Regions from separate parts of the Homo sapiens genome. Here region 2 is linked to region 1. Evidence: chromatin contacts called from ENCODE Hi-C or POLR2A ChIA-PET data. All regions are on one chromosome and are shown on one strand. Each heading gives the region's core, a stretch centred on a gene start or an enhancer-like site at or near the end of the contact. The rest is flanking DNA. Distances are from core to core; before and after follow the strand shown.

Evidence for each region. A loop is a pair of places that touch in the nucleus more often than their neighbours do. ChIA-PET counts read pairs that join two places held with the same protein, here RNA polymerase II (POLR2A). Pooled maps may share reads with other maps.
Region 2: a loop to region 1 is called in a map of ovary, with 3 times the contacts of the local background. The contact joins the promoter of PISRT1 here to the promoter of LINC01391 in region 1. A Hi-C loop is called at or near these places in 3 of 168 maps with a recorded cell type or tissue (all ovary) and 4 of 50 pooled maps. POLR2A ChIA-PET finds 5 or more read pairs at or near these places in 1 of 52 experiments (WTC11).

The regions. Positions count from the first base shown.
Region 1 is chr3:138,942,770-138,945,984 of GRCh38, reverse strand. It overlaps LINC01391 (long intergenic non-protein coding RNA 1391), which reads left to right and starts at 1,965. Exons shown (of 3, transcript NR_121649.1): 1 at 1,965-2,019. FOXL2 (forkhead box L2) reads left to right here. Exons shown (of 1, transcript NM_023067.4): 1 at 1-1,761. The coding sequence ends at 393. RefSeq lists an enhancer at 873-1,462.
Region 2 is chr3:139,231,935-139,235,209 of GRCh38, reverse strand. PISRT1 (PISRT1 lncRNA) reads left to right here and starts at 1,688. Exons shown (of 1, transcript NR_027070.1): 1 at 1,688-2,218.

The sequences.
Region 1 (3,215 bases), core at 716-3,215:
GGGCTGGCGGGCCCGGCCGCCTCGTACGGGCCGTACACACGCGTGCAGAGCATGGCGCTGCCCCCCGGCGTAGTGAACTCGTACAATGGCCTGGGAGGCCCGCCGGCCGCACCCCCGCCTCCGCCGCACCCCCACCCGCATCCGCACGCACACCATCTGCACGCGGCCGCCGCACCGCCGCCTGCCCCACCGCACCACGGGGCCGCCGCGCCGCCGCCGGGCCAGCTCAGCCCTGCCAGCCCAGCCACCGCCGCGCCCCCGGCGCCCGCGCCCACCAGTGCGCCGGGCCTGCAGTTCGCTTGTGCCCGGCAGCCCGAGCTCGCCATGATGCATTGCTCTTACTGGGACCACGACAGCAAGACCGGCGCGCTGCATTCGCGCCTCGATCTCTGAGAGCCCACCGCATGCCGGTGCAGACGGATGCGAGGATGCAGGGACGCGCGACGCCGGCCCCGGTCGCAGCCGACGACGCCGCCGCCAGCCTGACCTCACACCCTCTGGGCCCGCCTCTGGAGCCAGCGCCCAGGGTCCCTCTGTGCTTTTTCGCTTTCCTAAGCTCCTGTCGCTCCTCTTTGTCCCCTCAGTTTATGTCCTCCTGTGCTCACCTCCCTGACCTCTGTGACCTTGCACTCCCCTGGCCTGAAGCTGCCTCTCTGCGCGCTTTCTACTGGGCTCGTCTCTTTCCGGAGCCCCAGCGTCTCCTGCCCAAATTCACCGCGGAAAGGGCCCGGGGCGGAGGTGCGACCGGGCGTCGGCAGCGCAGACCTCTTGGCCTTCTCTCACAGGTCGGTGCGCTCGCTCTCCGCGTTCCCCGCCCGACTGCCGTGCAGTCCATGGCTAGACGCGCCGGACAGGACTGATGGCGGGACCGCGCTGCCCGAGAAAGGGACGGACCAATACGTGTGTTTGCTCCGCGAACCCTCTTGAAGCTGTTCAGAAGCCGCTTGCCGCGGGGCCCACTAGGCGGGGCGGGGGTTGGGACCCAGCGGGAGCCGGGGCAGCCTGGCTCCACGGCCTGTACTCGGTTTACACCGCGGGCGGGCGCGGAGGGAGGCTGCGTTTCCTCCGCTATCAGTCCCGTCGCTTCGGGCACCTCCGGGCCCCGGCGGCTGGCTAATGTTTTGTTTGAAAGATCGGTGGAACTTTTTAAGAGAGTATTTAAAAAAAAAAAAAGGAAAAAAAATTCACCGGGCAACCGGGGAAGTATTGTGGCCTTGGAGTTTGCTAAATCCAAATATGAAAATCAAAAGCTTTAGTATTCCTCATCTTCTCTTCTGGAAGATTTGCGTTAGAGTTTTTGTTGGGCCTTCAAAAAGCTGTGTTCAGAGTTAGGAGAATATATCCAATAAAAGATGGTTTCGTCTACCAATTGGGGAAGTTTCACCCTCTCCCTATCTGAAGAAAAAAATCAAAAACAAATGTCCCCGGATCTTTCGATGCAAGTCCTGGAGGCAGGGAGATCACTGCCTGCCTGGCCCACGCTGCTGGGACGGCTCGTCCTCCCTGCTTTTTGTTTTTCAAACCTCCTGCTTCTCCCACCTTGGGAAGGAGAAATGTGAAACCCGGCAGCGGCCGACCTAGGCGGTCTTGTGGCCCGGAGCCGGCCCGGCCCGAAAACCATAGACCTGGTTGTACTGTAGCTTGTTGTTTGGGGGACCAAATTTTCTAGAGAGAACTAGAGCACTTTTGTTGTGTTTTTTTGTTTTGTTTTTGTTTTTTGCCTTGTCGATTCCCGAATAAATTTTGTGTTCCTTCTTTTAACACGGACTTCTTTATTTCTGTCGCTCCTTAGTTCAGCAGCTAGTTAAAAGAGGAAGATTTTCAGCAAAATTTTATCTTTTTCAGAATGAGTTAAACAAAGATTGAGAGCAACCGGGGTGGCAGGCGTTTGTGGCTGTCGCTGCTGCTTTGTTTTCCTGGGATTGTTTGTTTTCTGTGTCATCACTGGCCCGTTGCGGCTGTTTAACGTCAGCAGAAAGACTTTTTCTGCCGTGGTTCGTTCACAAGGCGCGACTGTAGGTAGGACTTGGTTTATTTTTGTACCTATTCAAGTTTGTATTCTACCTCATACACAGTTGTACTAGGTGTATGGGCTGGCTGTGTTTTTATTATTGTTCTCAAACTTTTCGATTTTGAGTCAACTATAACAGCCAAGAGTTTGTTCCAAACATTAATAGATAAAATTCTGGTTGTGGAAATGCGCTGCAAACTGCTAACCTCTGTACAAATGTGAGAAGTGACTGCTTTATTATTTTTAATAGTCAGAATTCATTTACCTTGAGATATGGGTAGGAGATTTGGAGGTTTCAGTAAGGATTGAACATACTTCGCGGCTGCAGAAATTTAGTCTTTTTTCTTTCTCTCTCTTCCTTTACTGAGATCCCCAAATAACGAATTAAGATCCATGCTTCCGCGCAGGCACACAGGCGTTTGACCTGGTTGCAGTCTGGTTCTCCCAGGCGGATTAGGGGGTGGTCGGCTTTCACTCTTCTGATGGGATAGATGACTTCCGACTTCTGATAGGATAGATCCGCCGGTTCTTGCGGGCTGCTGCTCAGCTGAGACTAGACCCCGCACCCAGCCCTCACTGCCCCCCCCCCGTCTATCTCGGGGCCTGGCCAGCAATGTGGCGGCAGGTCCAGGCCGGCTGGTGGGCCAGGAGCGGTTTTGCGCCACGGGAATGAGCCTGCAGGCCTCTCACTTCAGCCCTCCAGTGGTCAGGCGGTAGGAACCTCAGGGTGGTATCCTGTTATGTATAGTTGGGCCCAAGTGGCTTCTGCTCAGAATGCCCCCCGCCCCCCACAGGCATCCTGCGAGAGGCTACAAGGCAGGAGACCAAGCCACGGGGATTCTCAGGGGGCATCACCTCAAGACTGGGACTGGAGCTTACCAGGAACCGGCAGGAGCAGGATGGAGAGGGAGGCTCAGCTGGAGCAGGAAGCCCTAGAGGCTGGTCAGGCCTGGTGTCTGGGTGCCTTTGGTGCCCGGCTGCTCCACTATCTGGCTAAGGGGAGTTGCAGAACAGAAAGCAGCCTGCTGTGTGCATGTCTGTTTGTGCTTTGTCTAGCGTGAAAATTTAGCCCATGGGCAAGTAATTGTGTAGTCTGTATCTGCTGCAAATGTGTGTGTACAGTGTCAGTTGTGTATTGGTGACAGGGTGGGAGGTGTGTGTGTCTGTCATTCGCCTGCAGAGTGGGCATATATTTTTGGCATTG
Region 2 (3,275 bases), core at 439-2,938, 290 kb before region 1:
TGATGTTGACAGGCCACCTAATCTCTCATCTGTAAAGAAGGGAGAATCCTACTTCCCTCACAGGCATATACCTAGACTGCCATAAATGGCTGCAACTTATACCATTCATTCACCTTTTTGTCATATGGGCCTGTTTTACACGGGCCTCTCCAGGCCCTCGTGGCAGGCTCTGTTCTCCCCCTGTAAACACAAGGAACACATTTTCTTTGTCCTGCCGAAGTAGTGGAACAAGTCTGTGCAGATGACCCCTGACCTCATCCAGGAGTGGAGTCAGGGGTAATCACACAAGTGGAGGCACTGTGCACAAAAGCCTGGGTTAGTTAGTGCCACTTGGAGGAGTCTAGGGCAAATGTTAGGACAGGACAGACAGGACCTCAAATCAGTTTTGCCACTCAGACACCAAGGATCCTTGAGTCCTGACAAACCTGGCCTTTTCAGACCCTGCCAGTGATGACTGGGGTTGGGAAAGTCAGGTTAAATTTCCTGACCTACTTGTCCCAGCCTGACTGGGACCATTTCTCATTCAAACCACAAATCCCAGTGAGGCATTGTTGATGTGTCCGTGCAGGTATGTGTATGCGCGAGCACACATGTGCAGGCAGGCACATGTACATGTATGCACATGGATATGGGAAGTTTTTCCCCTTAAAGGGAATACTACATGATTATAAAATAATCACATAGTGATTATTTGAAAATGGAAACAGAAAACTTACTTCAAATATGAGAAACACCTTTAGAAATAAGAGCTTTAAAAAATCTCAATTTTTGAAAAAAAAATTCCCTGAAACACTGACCAAATGGACATATTAGAAGCTGTGAAGCATGGCAAAATAATGAATTGTTAGGCACATGCTATGTTTAGAATATATCCACATAATAAACCAATATCAAGCATGTAATGTTTTTAATTACCCTTATTAAATACAATAACTGACATTAAAATCAACACTCACATAATCCCTTTCTTGTGCTGTACTTTCACTTTGCTTTCTTTTCGGGCGGGCATCTAGCAAACTTCTTTTGCAGACACTCCATAATGTTAGCTGATTAAATGTATTCAAATGTAAAATGGATGCCATATCCTCAGAAGCATTCACAGGTAAACTTTGAACTTGGAAGCCAAAATAATGTTACACTGACTAGGAAAAACCATTGGGCTTGGATCTCCACAGCCTATTCCAGTCTTCTAGCATTACGTGGCAGCAGCATATTGTCCCAGAAAAGCCAGCTAATTTTAGAGAAAATTCATCCTTTTACCTGGCCCGTGAGAGATATCAGTACACCTAGGTTTCAACATCTGCTGTGAGGAAGATTAAGAACAAGATCCTAATTTCTGGTACACTCTTGATGTTGGAAAAATATCAGCTAGCAAGCATTATTAGTTATCTTTGAGTTGACAAGAATGCGGGATTAAGTTTCTTTAAGGCAATTACACTTTTGATGACCCCTCTGCATATAAAACATGTTAGCTAATGGGGGTGCAGAGGGGCAGGCTTAAGTGTTTGATCAGGAAATCCTGCGTGAGCATATTGGATGGAAATTTGATTAGTAGCCTTAGTGACGGGCGATCAGATCCTTTGGGTCTGCACAATCAGATCTGGCAGGACTTGCCTTCTTGCCTCTTTGAAGGAGGTGAACATTTGTACAGAATCAAGACAGTGCTGGGTCCTTGGGTTTTTTTTTTTTTCTGGGTCCTTTTCTTTAAGTTATTGCAGACGAAAGCCTGAGAAGTACCTTTTATTTTCCTTCAACAATATGTTTGCAGTTACCTTAATGTTGAAGAATAAAATAAAAATCAGCCTGTCCTTGAAAATTTGAGGGCAGAGGAAGTAGAAATAAAAAAATAAATAAAAACAGAGCCAGAAGGGACCAAAGAGAACCTTGTTATAAGAATAATGGCAAACACTGATACTCAAACAACACCACACTCGAAGCATTGCTGCAAAGGCTTTCAAACAATTTGCACAAGGCCTCTATTTGACAGAGAAGGAAATTCACAGCACGGTGAAGTGGCCCAAGGTAAGGCAGCCAGGATTTAAGCCCCTGATCCAGGCTCTTGACCACTCTACACACTCCACACACTTCTACCTTCCCCATGTTCTAAGTGGGAAACTGAGTTCCAGAGAGAAGCCGTGACTCTCCCAAAGTGAGTCAGCTGTGAATAAAGCCATATTCTCCTTCTTTCTTCATTCTGGGGCTCTTCTCTTATGCCTCAAAGCTTCACCTTCCTCTGTCAGTGTGGCCAAAACAAGTCTGAGCTGGGTGCTTTATATCCATCATATCATACAATTCTTTGTTTGTTTGTTTGAGACACAGTCTTGCTCTATCACCCAGGCTGGAGTGCAGTGGCACGATCTCAGCTCACTGCAACCTCCATCTCCCAGGTTCAAGCAATTCTCTGCCTCAGCCTCCCAAGTAGCTGGGATTACAGGTGCCCACCGCCACACCTGGCTAATTTTTTTTTTCTTTTTTTTGTATTTTTAGTAGAGACAGGGTTTCACCAAGTTGGCCAGGCTGGTCTTGAACTCCTGACCTCATGATCCACCCACCTCGGCCTTCCAAAGTGCTGGGATTACAGGCATGAGCCACTGCACCCGGCCATATCATACAATTCTTAAATCACCCTTAGAAAGGGATACAATTTCCATTTTACACACAAAAGAAACTGTGGTCTCAGAGAGGTTAGGCAACCTGCCCGTAATCACACAGCAAGAAACAAAAAAGAGATTTGATCTCACATCTGTCTCATTCCAGAGTATTCTCCTTCCCACTTTCTCTGTGAGAAAAAATTAGGCTGAGAGGAGAGGAGGAAAGAATAACCCCAGCAATATTTTGGGGCCAAACAGTCATTAAAGGGATGAGTTTACATTATGCAAATTTGTTAATGCATTTGTTTAGCACAAGGAACAGAGTCCATTTTTCATATTAGGTGTATTTAGTTGAACTAACAGGTATTTTCCATATGCCTGAACTCCAGTCAGTGAAATAAGGCCCAGCATTAGCAATGAGCCTTTAGTCATGGCCAGATCCAGTCTTTAAAACATGCATCGCTTAAAAAAAAAAAAAAAAAAAAAACAGTCACACACAAACACACACACACACACCCACCCCATATAGTCTATGTTTTAATCTTCCCCTTTTTTACATGGTCTGTAAGGTCCCCAGGTTCCTCTTTCAGTGTGAACCATAAAACACAGAGATATGTTTATAAGATAAATAAAACAAAACAGTCTAGAAATCTCTCACTAGAAAAAAGTGATCAAGGTATATTC